Linked DNA regions of Homo sapiens: region 1 is linked to region 2. A link is a contact called in ENCODE Hi-C or POLR2A ChIA-PET data. All regions are on one chromosome and are shown on one strand. The core of a region is the stretch at or near the end of the contact, and the rest is flanking DNA. Distances in the headings are between cores, read along the strand shown. Region 1 holds the start of UBALD1 (UBA like domain containing 1). Region 2 holds the start of FLYWCH2 (FLYWCH family member 2).

Evidence for each region. A loop is a pair of places that touch in the nucleus more often than their neighbours do. ChIA-PET counts read pairs that join two places held with the same protein, here RNA polymerase II (POLR2A). Pooled maps may share reads with other maps.
Region 1: a loop to region 2 is called in a map of naive thymus-derived CD4-positive, alpha-beta T cell, with 20 times the contacts of the local background. The contact joins the promoter of UBALD1 here to the promoter of FLYWCH2 in region 2. A Hi-C loop is called at or near these places in 1 of 168 maps with a recorded cell type or tissue (naive thymus-derived CD4-positive, alpha-beta T cell) and 6 of 50 pooled maps. POLR2A ChIA-PET finds 5 or more read pairs at or near these places in 1 of 52 experiments (B cell).

The regions. Positions count from the first base shown.
Region 1 is chr16:4,612,968-4,616,562 of GRCh38, forward strand. It overlaps UBALD1 (UBA like domain containing 1), which reads right to left and starts at 1,921. Exons shown (of 3, transcript NM_145253.3): 1 at 1,711-1,921. The coding sequence starts at 1,830. RefSeq lists silencers at 1,102-1,271, 1,352-1,461, 1,502-1,601, 1,942-2,181, 3,425-3,595 and enhancers at 2,133-2,705, 2,706-3,277, 3,115-3,374.
Region 2 is chr16:2,881,642-2,884,880 of GRCh38, forward strand. It overlaps FLYWCH2 (FLYWCH family member 2), which reads left to right and starts at 1,574. Exons shown (of 4, transcript NM_138439.3): 1 at 1,574-1,725. RefSeq lists an enhancer at 491-991 and silencers at 720-1,189, 1,690-1,859, 1,950-2,009.

The sequences.
Region 1 (3,595 bases), core at 671-3,170, 1.7 Mb after region 2:
GCTGCATTTTCAATTAACTGTGCCGCTGAGGGATGTGGCCTGGGTGCCAGCTGGGTGCCAGGTTTTGAGGGCTGGGCTGAGTCCTGCAGGCAGGGCCCGCTTCCCACCGGACACCTACCTGCCCAGCCCCAGGCAGCGAGGGAACCCTGCGTGCAGATGTGTAACTGCCATGAATGCGGTTTTGCAAGTTTTGCCACATCCAGCCCCTGACACAAACAGGGCTGATGAGGGCTGTGGAGACCAGGAGGGAAGCAGGGAGCTTCCTCCGGGTGGGGCTGCCTTGGGGCACAGGGGGCAGTAAGCTGGCCAACAGAAGCTGACTCATGCCCCCCAACCCCACCATACAGATGTGGAAACTAAGGCCAGAGGGACAGAGCAGCCTCCCACGTCCTGGGGTGAACACCACACAGGATCAGTGGCCTCCGCGACGGCTGGTAGGAGGGAAGTAGGCAAGGAGAGAGGGATGTACTCATCTGGATGGGATGGCCACTGCCTTCCCAGACTGTCCCAAGCTTGGGACATTCTGATCCCCCTGCAGTCCCCAGGAAGCGGAGCCTCAGAGTCCTCTGGCTTCTAGTCCCTCCTGCAGGCCCTGGGATGGCTCCTCATGGAGAAACCAGGTTCCCAGTCCCCGGCTGGGCACAGATGGTACCGGGATGGCTGAGGCCATGACCCTACCCCTGTGAGGGGCACAGCTCAAAGGGCTCTGGCCTCATCCCCTGATACCAACCACCATGGGGTTAATCCTGGGGTCGGTGAATTAGGGAAAGCCAGGTAGCCTCTGGGCAGCACAAGCCAGGAGCACTACTGTCCTATGGGTTAGGAGAGGCCCGGGGGAGTGGGTGCCAGACCGGGGCAGCATCACCTCCTACCCAGCTAGCCCGAAAGCTGGTGAACCGTGTGCACCCTCCCCATTGCACCGGTAAAGGGACAGATGCCCCTGCCAGCCCCAGGAGAGCACCTAGTCGCGCACACGGAGTCCCCAGGCACACCTCTGAAGGGGATACACGCTCATCCCTGTGGTGTAGTGTGGGGCTCCGACACGCCACCCCTACACTCCAGGCCGTGTACACACATCACACCGTGCCGGGCACGGGCGGCATCTGCACACCCGCCACATGTGTACGCGTTGATCACACACCAAACGCACCAGGGGGCTGCGCGTTCACACGCGCGCCAACGTGCCCGCAGGTCCGCCACCTCCCCGGTGCCCGGCCGACGCCGTGGCGCGGTGCGTGCGTAAACACAAATGCACATGGACGTGTGCGCACGCCGCCGACCGCCCACCAGGCACGCGGACCCTCGGACCACTCGCCCGGAGCGGCTCCGCCCTCCGGCCCAGCTCTGCCGAGGCCTGGGGCGTCCTCCTTCCGGCCGCCCGCCCGACTGTCCGTCTGCACCGCGGGGCCGCCCGGCCCTCGGCCGTTACCCGGACAAAAGGGGTGGGGGGGGTCCCCGTCTCGATCCCGGGGGACTCGCGGCCCCGCGGGGGCGGCGTATCCCCGACCGGTGGCCCGGTTCCCACCTCCGCCCGCCGCGAGCCCTTGGGATCCGGACGCCGGGCACCGCCGTCGGGAAAGCGGGTCGGGTCTGCGGCCCGGAGGGGGCGCACAGCCGGCACGCGTCCACGCCGTCCGCCCCCGCCCGGCGGCCACGCGGGACACACTCCGCCCGTGGCCCCGGCCCTCGCCCGGCTCCGGCGCCGCGCACCTCGAACTGCCAGTGGGCCGCCTGCAGCAGTTGCTTCGCCTGGTCGGCCGCGCAGCCCGCCGTCAGCACGAACTGGTTGATCATGACCTGGTGCTTGAGCTCGTCCATGTTCACGGACATGGCGCCGCCGCGCTGCCCGCTCCGGCCTCCCTCCTCCGCCCGCGCCTCCGCCTCACGCGTCCACCATTAGCGAGCCGGCTCCGGCTAATACAAATATTTACTGTGCGGCTCTGACTCACCGCGCCTCGCCTCGCTCCGCCGGCGCCGCGGCATGCTGGGATATGTAGTCCCCACGGTGCGCCGGGCGCCCCGGGGGAGCGGGGCCGGCACCCTAGGGGACGCGAAGCCCGGGAAGGGGCGTGTCTGAGCACCGAGCGCCCGCTGTGCGGATGTCCGGGCCGTAACCCGAGCCGGGCGCGTCCACGTCGTCCTCGTTGCTCTCGGTGGCACCCGTGCCCCTGCTCTGGCACGGATGGGGGTCCGCTGGCGGGGGCCACGTCTGTGCATGGGCGCAAATGCCTGACCACAGGATCTTGGCCAAGGCCTGGGGACCGTGTCTGAACTGTGAGCGCCTACTGTGTGTGGATGCCCGGGCCGTGACCAGGGTTGGGGGAGTCCACGTCGCCCTCGTTGCTCTGGGTGGCACCCGGCCCCTGCTCTGGCACGGATGGAGGTCCGCAGGCGGGGGCCTCAGGTTCGTGCATAGGCGTTTTTGCCAAGGCCCAGGAACGGTGTCTGAAAACTGAGTGCCTAATGTGTGCAGGCGCCTGAGCTGGGACCAGAGCCAGTCACGTCCACGTCGCCCTCGTTGCTCTCGGTGGCACCCACGCCCCTGCTCTGGCGGGAATTAGGAGCCCAGAGGCCGGGGCCACAGATCTGTGCATGGGCGCAAACGCCAGGCCACAGACGTCTTTGCCATGCCCCGGGGACTGTGACTGAACGCTAAGTGCCTACTGTGCGCAGCTGTCCAGACCGTGACCAGAGCCAGGCACGTCCATGTCGCCCTCATTGCTCTCGGTGGCACCCGTGCCCCTGCTCTGGCACGAATTGGGGTCCCAAGGTGGGGCATACAGATCTGTGCATGGGCGCAAACGCCGGGCCACAGGCGTCTTTGCTAAGACCTAGGGACCCTGAACCCCTCTGTGATTGGCATCGCTCTGTGTTAAATAGTAGGCACGCCCTTAAGAGAGGGGTCTCTAGGAATTTTGGCCCAAATCGGCTGGTCTAGGCTGAAAGGCCCGGCACACTGTAGGCGCCGACAAATACTCGTTCAGTGAATGAATGAATGAGCCACTTAAAAGCTCCGCCGCACGTCACCGCCTATAGCTAGCCTCCTAGCTCTCCTCACTCAATCTCTCATCGCCCACTCGTGGCATGGGTCCTTCCTAGCCTGGCTCTGGGCCTGCCCCACTGTAGCCCCATGACCCTCTGGACGGCGCCTGGGACAGGCTGGCGGGGCCAGCAGCCTCTGGTGCTTCGGGGTCCCCCTCCCAGCAGTTCTCCCGCTTTCCCACGCAAAATCTCGTGCTCTTTGCCGGAAATCTCGGCCCTTAGCGGGCGGGCGCCAAGGCCCGGCAGAGCCAGTTCCGGAGCGGCCCCAAACTCCCTTTCCCAGAATGCCTCGGTTTATTTGCATCGTTTGGTCCCGGTGACGTCAGCTGAGTGAGGTCGTGCCTCGACCAATGGACAGCCTCGGGGTGTTAGGACCTGGCCATATAAGGTAAACAAAGCTGGTCGCCCAATGAAGAGGCGGCGGGGGCGGGCGCTGGGCCGGGGAGGCCGGGGGCGGAGCCGGGGGCGGGGCGACCGGGCGGTGTTTACAGACCGGCACATGGCGCTTCCGGTTGACGTTGCTGACAGCTAGTGAGGCTTTAGCCCGCTTCGA
Region 2 (3,239 bases), core at 324-2,823:
AGCAGAGATCACGCCACTGCACTCCAGCCTGGGCGACAGAGCGAGACTCCATCTCAAAAAAAAAAAAAAAAAATCTTTGACATCAGAGATTCATATACAAAGATATTTATAACATCATCAAGTTAAAAACAACCAGTAGTCTGTGAATGATTAATAGATAACAGCAAATAAATGCACAAAGGTAGCTGGGCACGGTGGCTCACTCTTGTAATCCCAGCACTTTAGGAAGCCGAGGCGGGTGGATCACCTGAGGTCAGAAGTTCAATACCAGCCTGGCCAACATGGTGAAACCCGTCTCTACTAAAAGTACAAAAATTAGCCGGGCGTGGTGGCGGGCGCCCGTAATCCCGGCTACTCAGTAGGCTGAGGCATGAGAATTGCTTGAACCCGGGAGGCAGAGGTTGCAGCGAGCCGAGATCACGCCACTGCACTCCAGCCTGAGCGACAGAGCGCAATTCTCGTTTCTAAAAAAAAAAAAAAAGCACAAAGGCCTTGAATGACACCAGACAATGCCCGGGGAGATAGGATAGTGGGATGGGGGCAGCGGGAGCCTTGGTAGCGGAGTCCACGGTGGGATTCAGAGACCTGCAGAGCCAGGGCCGGGAGGGGCAGGGCAGAGGAAGGGCGTGCAGCGACGCTGGCATTCGGACGTGAGAAGGCGGAAGGTGCGGGAGGCCCCAGAGGATCTCGACCTGGACCCTGGAGCCCTGGGGCGGTGGCACATTCAGCGGCCGCTTTAGAGCGAGGGGGGCGGGGCGCGGAGCCAGGCTTAGGGGGACCAAGGTGGCCGGGGTAGTGGGGGCGACCCCGCGGGGCTGGGAGAGCCGCGGTGAGCCTAGGGGGCTGTGCGGGGGCCGCTCTGGACGCTGCAGCCAAGTGTCCCAGGAAAGCAGCGCCCAGGGCCCCACAGCTCCCTGTGCCCGGACCCAGCCCAGTCCCACTGCAGTGGGTGGCTGGAGGATGGCGAGTGTCCCGGGCACCCCTTGGGCCGGGTGAACGTGGTTGGGCACGGAGAGGGCGGGGCCCGTGGGCACGGGTGGGCCCAATGGGCCAGGGCTGGACCAATAACGAGAAAGGATGAATGGACAGGGGCTGAACTACAGAGAGAGGGCGGGACTATTGGGCGAGGGCTGGACCAATGGGCAGGGGCTAAACTAATAGACGAGGGCTGGACCAATGGCGCGGATGAGGCTGCTGCGTCGTCAAGGATGCAGAGCTTAAAGCAAGGCAGTGGCTTCCATGAGCCTAAACACCTTCCCTCCGCACGCTCGGTATCGCGACGGGGGAGAGCAAAACCTTTAAACAAATGCTCCAGTTTTCCCCGCAGAGAGCCGGAGTCAAATCCGTGAGGAAGCCCGGGGGTCGCAGTGAAGCCCAACCCACTGGTGCTGGGATAACCTCGCCCGCAACCCGGATCCAGGCCGCAGGTCCCCCGAGGCTCCGCCCCTGACGGCGACACTCAATCCCGGGTGTCCCCGCCCCCTTACTGAATTTTGGCCCCGCCTCCGCCCTCCGATTGGCCGGACGCCAGCTCTACGCCGCACGGGCAAGACGCGGAGGAGCGGCCCCAGCCAGAAGACAGGGCACCCGCGGCCTTGCTGCGCATGCTCGCGCTGTGACCCCGGCTTGAGGTAACAGCGCGAGCTGAGGCTGGGGCCCTTGGCGCGGAGGCTGAGGGACCCGCCGCGGCGCTGTCGCCGGAGAGGGAGGGCACCGCTGTCGTCGGTGAGGACGGGCCCTGGCGGGCGGGGAGGGTCCTGCGTCCTCGGCATGGACGAGTCCCCGGCCCGGCTCTCTCGGGGGTCCCGAGGGCTGCGGGTGCTGAGGAGGGGTCCGCGTCCTGGTGCTCAGGCCGCCTCCTGTGGGGTCTCCCGCGATTCCCTCTTTGCCTCTCGCCCCTCCTTCCCCACCCCCTCCAGTCCCTTGTCCAAAGCCTCAACACCCCCACACGAAGGAGGTCCGCACTCGCCCGCCGGTCCCTGGCCGTGTCCGCCGCGCCCAGCGCTGCCTTCCCGGCACCCCCCAACCCCCGCCGGCCTCGTCCCACGGTTGCAGCTCGGGAGGTCCCTGCAGGGACGGCAGCGAGTTGGAGGCGTGAGATACTGGGGCGGGGGAGACACTCGGGGCCTCAGGGTGTGGGTATTCTTGAGAGAGGAGAGAGCCGGGGAGCTGGGACCATTTGGGCGCAGCCCAGCCCGCGTTTGATGCCAATTGCATTGGGTAAAGGAGTGAAATAAAGATTCTGAGCCCTGGTGATTAGGGGAAGGAGCTGCCATGGCTGAAATTGCCATGGTGGGGAAGCTCCGCGCTGCACACCTTAGAGTAGCAGTTCTTGGCCTTCTTGGGGCAGGGGTCACTGCCGGTTTTTTAAATCTCCCTGTGAGGACGTGTACTGCACACCTTAGTGTCCCGTCATCCTGTCGGGGTCAATAACAGCCCCGCTGTGGACTGCGTGGAGCAGTAATTATTGGGGAGCAGCTGTCCATATCGTCTGGGAACTTTTGCGATGACTTCACCCTTGCCTGTCATCTATTAACAGCCCCTGATAAATTCACCACTATTTCCGTTACGCAGATGAAACCTGCTGGGAGGGTAAGGGATTTGTCCTCGCGGCTGAGGATGCCGGTGCTGGTGGACATTAGTGATGTTTCTCCCCCGTGCGTATGAAGATGATTCTGTGGGTCCACCATGAGGCACCAGGCAGGGGTCCTGTCGTCCAGAACATCGTCAGTGAGGGATTGAACCTTGTATTAGTTTCCTGTTGCTGTCCTAACAAATAAGGTGGCTTAAAGCAACACAGGCCGGGCGCGGTGGTTCACGCCTGTAATCCTAGCACTTTGGGAGGCCGAGGCAGGCAGATCACAAGGTCAGGAGATAGAGACCATTCTGACTAACATGGTGAAACCCCGTCTCTACTAAAAAAAAAAAAAAAAAAATACAAAAATTAGTCGGGGCCGGCGCGGTGGCTCACGCCTGTAATCCCAGCACTTTGGGAGGCCAAGGAGGGTGGATCACCTGAGGTCGGGAGTTCGAGACCAGCCTGACCAACATGGAGAAACCCCGTCTCAACTAAAAATACAAAATTAGCCGGGTGTGGTGGTGCACGCTTGTAATCCCAGCTACTTGGGAGGCTGAGACAGGAGAAAGGCTTGAACCCGGGAGGCAGAGGTTGCAGTGACCCAAGGTCGCGCCACTGCACTCCAGCCTGGCCGACAAGAGCGATACTCCGTCTAAAAAAC